2 separate regions of the Homo sapiens genome follow, and region 1 is linked to region 2. A link is a contact called in ENCODE Hi-C or POLR2A ChIA-PET data. All regions are on one chromosome and are shown on one strand. The core of a region is the stretch at or near the end of the contact, and the rest is flanking DNA. Distances in the headings are between cores, read along the strand shown. Region 1 overlaps PTCSC2 (papillary thyroid carcinoma susceptibility candidate 2). Region 2 overlaps PTCSC2 (papillary thyroid carcinoma susceptibility candidate 2).

The links. A loop is a pair of places that touch in the nucleus more often than their neighbours do. ChIA-PET counts read pairs that join two places held with the same protein, here RNA polymerase II (POLR2A). Pooled maps may share reads with other maps.
Region 1: a map of PC-9 shows a loop between it and region 2 (5-fold over the local background). The contact joins two enhancer-like sites. A Hi-C loop is called at or near these places in 4 of 168 maps with a recorded cell type or tissue (Caco-2, PC-9, mammary epithelial cell and 1 more) and 4 of 50 pooled maps. POLR2A ChIA-PET finds 5 or more read pairs at or near these places in 4 of 52 experiments (HepG2, MCF 10A, PC-9 and 1 more).

The regions. Positions count from the first base shown.
Region 1 is chr9:97,784,754-97,789,504 of GRCh38, forward strand. All of the region lies in intron 5 of PTCSC2 (papillary thyroid carcinoma susceptibility candidate 2), which reads right to left. Among named protein-coding and RNA genes, the nearest start is that of PTCSC2, 66 kb to the right of the region's middle. RefSeq lists an enhancer at 1,521-2,605. Within about 2 kb of position 1,763, at least 2 of the 41 ENCODE cell types and tissues checked have a DNase peak (open chromatin) inside an H3K27ac peak, as active enhancers do; they include PC-9, where a contact is called at or near this core.
Region 2 is chr9:97,711,230-97,715,920 of GRCh38, forward strand. PTCSC2 (papillary thyroid carcinoma susceptibility candidate 2) reads right to left here. Exons shown (of 11, transcript NR_147055.1): 9 at 2,466-2,578. Among named protein-coding and RNA genes, the nearest start is that of XPA, 16 kb to the left of the region's middle. Within about 2 kb of position 3,327, at least 3 of the 41 ENCODE cell types and tissues checked have a DNase peak (open chromatin) inside an H3K27ac peak, as active enhancers do; they include PC-9, where a contact is called at or near this core.

The DNA.
Region 1 (4,751 bases), core at 513-3,012, 72 kb after region 2:
AAAGGAAGAAGGAATATCAGAATTAGAATATCATGTGAAACCTCTGATGAAATCACAGTGTTAGACAATAATCATCAATGACTGCTAATATCATTAGGCAAAAGGCCAGCAAGGAATATTAGAATGGATGGATCAGGCTGCAAACACCTGAATCCACTGATCAATATCTTCTCAATAACCCAAGACTGGAGAAAACTAGCGAGCATGTGCCTTCTGATGTGAGGCAACAAGGAATACACAGTACCGCCTCTAAAACTTTCTTGCCCTCAAATTCTGTTCCCCTGAATCTGATAGAAATTCTAGACTTCACTACCAGGAACCAGAGGAACATGTTAAATGATCCCCTGGGGATGCAGTCAGCAAAATCCAGAACATGGAAAATTCTACAGGACAACCAAGTTTCTTCAATATGTAATTGTTTTTTAATAAAGGAAGAAGGGGAGCATATTAATTAAAAGAGGCAAAGGGCTGGGCGCGGTGGCTCCTGCCTGTAATCTCAGCACTTTGGGAGGCCGAGGTGGGTGGATCACTTGAGGCCAGGAGTTCCAGACCAGCCTGGCCAACATGGTGAAACCCTGTCTACTAAAAATAGAAAAATCAGCCAGGTGTGGTGTTGGGCACCTGTAATCCCAGCTACTCAGGAGGCTGAGGTGGAAGAATCCCTTGAACTCAGGAGGAGGAGGTTGCAGTGAGCCGAGATTGCACCACTGCACTCCAGCCTGGGTGAAAGAGAGAGAAGAGATTCTGTCTCACAAAAAAAAAAAAAAAAAAAAAAAAAAGTGCCGGGCACGGTGGCTCACGCCTGTAATCCCAACACTTTGGGAAGCTGAGGCTGTTGGATCACTTGAGGTCTGGAGTTCGAGACCAGTCTAGCCAACATGGTAAAACCCATGTCTACTAAAAATACAAAAATTAGCCAGTTGTGATGGCACATGCTTAACATGCCTGTAATCCCAGGTACTTGGGAGACTGAGGCAGGAAAATTGCTTGAACCCAGGAAGTGGAGTTTGCAGTGAGCCAAGATCGCACCACCGCACTCCAGCCTGGGTGAAAGAATGAGACCCTGCCTCAAAAAAAAAAAAAAAAAAAAAAAGGAAACAAGAGATATGTCAACCAAATTCAATGTGTATATCAGAATCCACAAAGTCTGTGGATTCTGATATATACATTAGTGTGTGTGTGTGTGTGTGTGTGTGTATTTGAACATAGACTAGGTATTTAGTGATATTAACAATTATTTTTAATTTTAGGTGTGATATAATATTGTGTATATTTTTTAAAGATAAAAGATGTATTTAGAGATAAAAAGATATATGCATCCCAGGTATATCTGGGATTTGCTTCAAATGAATGCAGTGGTAAGGGGGTAGGAATAGACAGGGTATAAGGAGGCAAGATTGGCCATATGTTGATATTATTGAAGCAAGGTGATGTCGATGTGGAGGTTTTAATATCTTTACTTTTGGTATATAATTTATATTTGCATTCAAAAATAAAACAAATAGCTCTGATCAAAAAATAAAAATATTGGGGGCAGAGGGTGCAGGAGATATTTCCAGTGAAGTATCTCTGCGTGATTGAGCACAGTAAAGACATTCTTTACTGCTTCCCCTCTCACCAAATCCTCCTGCATTCATAGGACTAGAAACCTAAAGAGGCATCTGAAGTCACATCTTAAGGATGCATAATGGAGGGGAGTTTGGAGAGGGAACAAAATTATTAAGGAGGATTATACTGTCACCACTCGACACAATGGAGACTGCTGCTTTTAACTGCCTTAAACAAGTCTTGCTTCATACCAGAGCTGCGACTCAAGGAGGCGTCGCCATGGGAAGTGGATCCTGCCCAGCCGATCAAATCTTTCTTCTTGGCTGGGTCTTTGAGTGCAGGTTTTCTGCCTATACAACAAGAGAATGGATGTGGCTCTTAGAATGCACTTGAAATTCTTCTTCCTCTTCATGGTGTCTTTGTGGCCAGATGTCTTGGAAGGCCCAGGAATGAAGGCGCCTCTGGATAAAGTGGCCATCCTGCTTCTGAGAGCATGGGGGACCCAGGCAAGTTACTATCTTTCTGTGAGTCTCTGTTTCCTCCAGATGCAGTGAGCAGCGGTATAGCATAGGGTTAGCCAGAGGGCTCTAGAGACATCTGGTTCCCGCAACTCACCAGCTCTGCAACCTTGTTAGGCCATGCAACTCCTATGTGCCTTATTCCCTATTTATAAAGTAGGGATGATAACTTCCACCTCACATTGTTGATGAAAGGATAAAATTAGATAATGCGTATAAAGTGCTCAGTGTGGTACCTAGCATAGATCCACTCTCAATAAATAGTTATTACAATTATATTTATTTCTTCATAAAATGTGTATTGCAGCTAATAGCCATTATGGCTCCTCCTAACTCTAATGTTTGAGGATTCATTCACTGATACAACAAACTGTACGTCAGGTGTCAGTGCTAAGGTGAAGACATATCTGGTATTGGGGTTAGGGGCTGAAGTCAGCATATTAGGCAAAAACTCAGCATACTCAAAATTACTTTTGGAAATCCCTCTACCATCAGCTGACCACCCAATCATTTGCTCCCCCATTCAGAGGTGATGCTGGGGAGGTGCTTCTTGCGGGGTGGGGAGCCTGCATGATCTGGGCAATGGAGTAATAGTGGCTGAGGGATCTTTCAGGATGTGGCATTTTGTTTCCTCCTAGGGCCTGGAACGTGAAAGCCATAAACTGTCCTCCATTCAGAGCAAAGCAATGCTCCCTCCATTGCTTCTAAGTTCCCAGCCCCAGTTCTGGATGAGAAAATGGAGAGCAGCCTCAGTAGTCACTTTCCTTCAACTTCAAGGCTGCCATGAGATGGTCACCACCTCATGACCAGGAAGGAGCATGCTGCTTTGGTAGACTACACATACCTCCCTGTGGCAGCCAGGCCCCCACCACCCATTCTCATCATTCCACACAAACGTGAGCCCCTACCATGAACAAGATGTTGCATGGAGCACTGGCAGAAGCAGAGTGAGTTGAAGGTGGCTTCCTCCCAGGACTGCATGGTCACAGACCCCAGCACCAGCAAAGTATGGTCATCAGGACCACAGGAAGGGCCAGAGATGGGCTATGGGGCACTGGGGTCAGGAAGAGTGCCCCATCTTCCTGAAGGGTGATACTGGACCTGGTCCTTGGAGAATAAGAAAGATCTGATGAAGCAAAACCCTGGAAGGAGGGTATCCAAGATGAAGAGAAAGTATGAGGTGCAGTCTGGAGGCAGGAAAGATGGGCTGCATCGGAATCACACCAGGTAGAATGGTTGGTTGGTTGAATTGGGAGGTGGAGCTGGAGAGGTATGTAGGGCAGATGGCAAAAGGCCTTAAATTCAGGCCAAGGAGAGTGGACTTGATTATGGAGGCAACAGAGACTGAGGGACAAGAGCTGGGATTGGAAAGAGGCCCCAAGCATATATGAAGCTCCCCTACTCATGCCTGCCCCACACCTTTTCATGGGATGTTGTACAGCACACTCCCAGATTTGGAAAGCCCCATCTATAAATCTTTCAGTCCCAGGATCACTCCTTTCTACAGTGGCTTCAGCAGCAATGACAGAGTCAAGAGAGGTCACCCTTTAGGTTTCTCAACACAGTTGCCCTTCCCCTCTGGAAAAACTACATCACGGTGGAATGGGAGAGGTGGAGATGAAGGCTAAACACAAGAAAGAGGTTAACTACTCATAGAGTGTCAGACGAAATAACCTGAAAGTTCTCTGCTACAAAACACTCAGAAATGCTGGTAAGAAAATTTTCAGTCATTTTAAATGTACAGCTAAGCTTACAGGAACATGAGAGCATTTTCCTTCTTTTTTTAAAAAAATAGACTTGGGGGTACAAGTGTTGTTTTGTTACATGGATACATTGGATAGTGTAGTCTGGGCTTTTAGTGTAGTCATCACTCAAATATTGTCCGCTGTACCCATTAAAGAATTTCTCTTCCTTTACCCCCCTCCCACCCTTCCAACTCTCCAATGTCTGTCACTCCACAGTGAGGGCATTTTCAAGGTCAAAATGAAGGGAGAGCTGAGCACTGGAGCAGGTAGAAGGCTGCAGCTGCCTTGCAGAGTTTACAGCAGGAGATGTCAGGGCAACAGTGGAACTGCGAGGTTGCTTCCAAGCAGGAGGACAGCCTGGGAAGGACTGTGCTGGGAGGCCCTCTGAGAGTCTCACTCTGTGAGTGACTCTGAGTCCCTGGCTGCCCTCTGCATACAGTGCTTGGAAAAGCCACGCATATTTTGTCTAAAGAAACCACTGGTAAGGTGGACGAACCCGACTTGGCTTACCTCTAACATCCCACATCACTTCTGCTCTTCTCTGAGTCTTAATTTTATCATATTTTAACTGGAAATGGTGTCACCACAATAGACCTCACAGGACTGCTGGAAGAACTTGTTCAGTATTCAACTAATATGTATTAAGCAAGGAGCGTGACAAGTGCTGGGATATGGAGTTGAACAGGAAAAAATCCCTGCCTGCAAGGAGCTTACGTTCTGGTGCATAAACAGACACTCTATAAACAATGTGGACATGAAGTGGCAGAGATCAGCACTAGGTAGAGAGGAAGGAGCTCCCCCAAGCCTTGGCCAGGAGGGTTGGCAGGCCCTGGGGGGAGGTGGTGTTTGAACTGAGTCATGAGGGATGGATAAATAGAAATCTTTCACAAGAAGTGGGCAGGGCATTCCAGGAATGAGCTAGAAAGCCCAGAGTCCAAAG
Region 2 (4,691 bases), core at 2,077-4,576:
CATGGAGTAAATGACCTCTGGATGCCCTCACTGGGGCTGGGACTTGATGATTTGTACACAGTCAAGGGAAGCCACATACAGGCTAATCTTGGCCTCACAAAGGAGTGTGGTTAGAGTTGTTGGGTGGTGGCGATGTTTTCCTGCAAGCGCACACGATGTTTATCGTCTTCGTACAGGTTGATGCTGAAGCCACGAAGACCACCCAGCCTGACAAAGAAAGGAATTCTTGTCTGCGGTTGACAGCCCTCAGGTTGACGGCTTTCCATTTGCCCCCCGAGGCTGTCACTCGCAGAACAATGGCAACAAGCAGGGTGGCTCTCACCTGAGACTGGCGCTGCCGCCAGAGGAGGGGGCAGGCCAGAATGGAATGGGGAGGTGTTGTTTCTCCTCCCAGGATAGGAAGGTTATAGGATCACTCCTGCCTACAGCGGACATGCTTGGAGAGTCTGTGGAGGATTATTTTCGTGTGGATGGTGTCTCATCCCATAGATCAGAAAGCGGGAAGTAGTTAAGATGTTACTCTTCATTTAAAAAAATTATAATGAACTACGGATACACATAAAAACATAAATAAATCTCAAAAGCATTATATTGAGCAAAATAGGCCATATATAAAAAGAGTACGAACTGTACAATTTCTATTTCTTCAAAGGACGCAAAACTAAGCTACAGTGATAGAAACTGGGTCAATGGTTGCCTCCTTAGGCAAGGGGAGGGTTGACTACAAAGGCTGAGAAGGAACTTTCTAGGGGATGAAAACATTCTAGGTTTCGACTGAGCGATGACATGGATATATACACATTTGTAACTCATTGAACAATGCACTTAAAAATCAGTGTATTTTACCGTTTGCAAATTATACCTCAGTAACACTGATAAAAACTGCACTACAAAAAAAGTTATAATGACTTTTCTCATTCTCAAAAGAAATACATGTTCGTACTAGAAGACTGAAAAAATCAGATTTAAAAAAAAAAAAATTAGCCAGGCACGATGGCTCATGCCTGTGATCCCAGCACTTTGGGAGGCTGTGGGGGTAGAATTTCCTGAGTCTTGGAGTTTGAGACCAGCCTGGGCAACATGGCGAGACCCCCAACCCATCTCTACAAAAAATTTAAAAATCAGTCAGGTGCAGTGGTGTACACCTGTAGTCCCAGCTACTCATGAGGTTAAGGTGGGAAGATTGCTTGAGCCCAGGAGTTCCAGGCTGCAGTGAGCTGTGATCACACCACTGCACTCCAGCCTGGGTGACAGAGCTAGACCCTGTCTTAAAAATAAACAAATAAATAAAAATAAAATAAAATAATCCATAATTCCATTACCCAGAGGTAAACATAGTTATCATTTTATATTGATAGTGCCAGTCCTTTATTTTCAGAAAAATGAGATTATACAGTTTTATAGTCTGATTTATTTATGCATTGAATTGGCAATACATATACACAGTTAAATCTTCAGAAGGTACAAAACAGCATAAAGCAAACTTGTCCATCCCACAGCCATGGGCCACATATGGCCCAGGATAGCTTTGAATGCGGCCCAGCACATATTCGTAAACTTTCTTTAAACATTATGAAAATTTTTTGCAATTTTTTAAAGCTCATCAGCTATCATTAGTGTTAATGTATTTTATGTGTGGCCCAAGACGATTCTTATTCTTCCAGTGTGGCCCAGGGAAGCCAAAAGATTGGACACCCTTGACATGAAGTAAAAAATAAATCTCTCTCCCATTCTCACTCTCCAGAAGCAACCACTTCTATCAATTGCTCATATATCCTCCTAAAGATATGTCATGTACTGAAAAGCACATATGTATGATGATCTTGAAGGGAATAAGTGAAAGCACACTATACACAAACCTGTATTTTTTAATATAACATGACAACACAAATATCTTTCAATGTCATGAAAATGTTTCTATGTCATTTTTAAGCAGACTTTTGATTAAAGTAGAACATAAAAGCAGAAACATGCAAAAAATCATAGGGGTAAATCTCACAGAAACATGCAAACAATCATAGGTATAAATCTTCGCATATTGACTCTGCTTTTATATTCACCACCAAGATAAAATACGAGACCATTACCTGCATCCCCCAAAATCTTTTGGACCCTCTCCAAGTTACTGTCACCTCTTACCCCAAAAGCAACATAATTCTGACTTCTGATTTCTAAAAATGGTCTTGTCTGGCTTTTGAACTATATGGTAGATTATACAGTATTTATTTTTGTCTATATTTTTTCACTCAACAGTATATGAATGAGATTCATGTTGTTGCATATAGCTATAGTTCATTCACTCATTGACATATATAGTATTCTTTTGTATAAATATATCACAATTTACTTATCCATTCTACTGTTGATGGACATGGGGGTTGTTTCCAGGTTTCAGCTATTTCAGCTGCTATGAACATTCTTTAGATGTCTTTTGGTGAACATAGGTATACACTTTTGTTACCTACCTGCTCAGGAGTGCAATTTCTAGACCATAATGTTCAGCTTTAGTGGAAAATGCTGATAGTCTCCAAAGTGGTTGCAGCAGTGTATGAAAGTTCCAGTTGCTCTACATCTTTACCTAAAACATCAATTTTAATATCAACACAGCATTTCATTATATGGATACACCATACTTCATTTTATCAGATTCCTATAGATCAGGGATTCTTTGCCATAGACCTCTGGCACTCTGATAAAGCCTGAGGACTCTGTCTCAGAATGCGACATAGTAAAACGTGGGCATTATCATTAACACACTAAATCACACCATCCAGTAGCAGGTCTAATAACCAAGCAATTTCAAAATTTCAAAATGAGCATCAACATAAAAATATGTTTATTGGCCTTTGTGCTGCTTCTCCCACACAAAATCATTTTCTTTGTTTCTACATTTATTGGCAAAAGTCAATGCATATTCTTGACTTTTGCCAACTTTTAATGGCCCATATATATTTAAATTTGTATGTAAGCACTCTTCCTGTGTTATGGATATGAACCATCTCTGTGAAATGTTACAATTGTTTTCATTTGTCATTAGCTTTGCCATTTTGTGGTCTTTAGAAAGAATTGATGCCCTGTGTTCAGTGCGATGACAAAGATTGGCTAAATAAGTGATAAAGGGAATAGTGAAGGTTGTTTTATCCTTACAGCAGTCCTGGAGGTTAGACAGGTCCTAGGGCTCATTATCCCCATTTTACAGAGGAAAAGCAGAGCCCCAAGAGGGTAAATGCTGAAATCATAAGGCTAGGACGTGTTAGAGTTGCATCTCAACAGTCCTTAACTCCTGACTCAAAGCCTTGAAAAACCCCTGCTCACCAGGGAAAGGAAGTCAAAGGTCCAGGGTGTGTACACAGACAGCCCTTGAAAGGAATGTGGGGTTTTGTGGTTTGGGTTTTTCCTCCCCTTTCTAAGCACGCTTCGCATGCCAGCAAAGGGTGTGCATTTGTGTATTGGGGGGCAGGAGGGAGGTGCAGGGTTGCATGTCATTCCTCAGCCTTTTCATAAAGGAGGTCAAAGCATGGAGCTTGTGATGAAGCTCAAAAGTCCCTTCAGGCTTCTGGTGGTGTGCACCTGTAGAACTCCTGCCAGGAATGACTTGAATGAGACTCACCCCAACAATGAGAACTAGGCTTTGGGTCCATGTAATATGACTCATTAAATGGTTTATTGTGACCCATACATGAGCTTCAAATTTATAAAATACCCCCTTTGTTATTTATTTATTTATTTTGAGATGGAGTTCCACTCTTTTTGCCCAGGCTGGAGTGCAATGGCACGATCTCAGCTCACTGCAACCTCTGTCTCCAGGGTTCAGATGATTCTCCTGCCTCAGCTTCCCAAGTAGCTGGGATTATAGGTGCCTGGCTAATTTTTTTGTATTTTTAGTAGAGACAGGGTTTTACCATGTTGGCCAGGCTGGTCTTGAACTCCTCACCTCAGGTGATCCTCCCGCCTCGGCCTCCCAAAGAGCTGGGATTACAGGCATGAGCCACTGCACTCAGCAAAATACCCCCTTTGTGACAACAGAGATAGACAAACTCTGCTTCATGGCCTCAAAACTAAAATTGAAAAGATTTTTTAAAGGCTTTACATGCCTATGACACTGCATATCCCAATGAGAAGTCTTCTTTGTGGAAGATCTCTATTTCATTTTATTTTATTTCATTTCATTTTTGAGGCAAGGTCTTGGTCTGTCACCCAGGCTGGAGTCCAGTGGGGGTGATCTTAGCTCACTGCATCCTCAGACTCCTAGGCTCAAGTGATCCTCCCACCTCGGCCTCCCAAGTAGCTGGGACTACAGGCCTGCATGAGCCACCACATCCAGCTAATTTTCTTGATATTTTGTAGAGATAGGGTCTCTCTATGTTTCCCAGGTGGGTCTCGAACTCCTGGGCTCAAGCAATCCTCCCACTTTGGCCTCCCAAATTGCTTGGAGTGTGAGCCACCATGCCCAGCCTAAGATTTTTTAAAATGACTTTCTGGGCAAATGTTATGGGCACATGCTATATATTGTGCACTCCTTTTGGAGATTCACAGTGAAAATTAATATATTTGAGGCTCCAAAAGCCATGCAAAGATAAGCCTGTTGAATATCTGGATGTAGGGTTTACCTGACATCTCTGACCACTGAACCTCTTCTCAGGTAACATCTAAGACCTCTTACCAAATGATGGTCCCATGGAATTTAATTT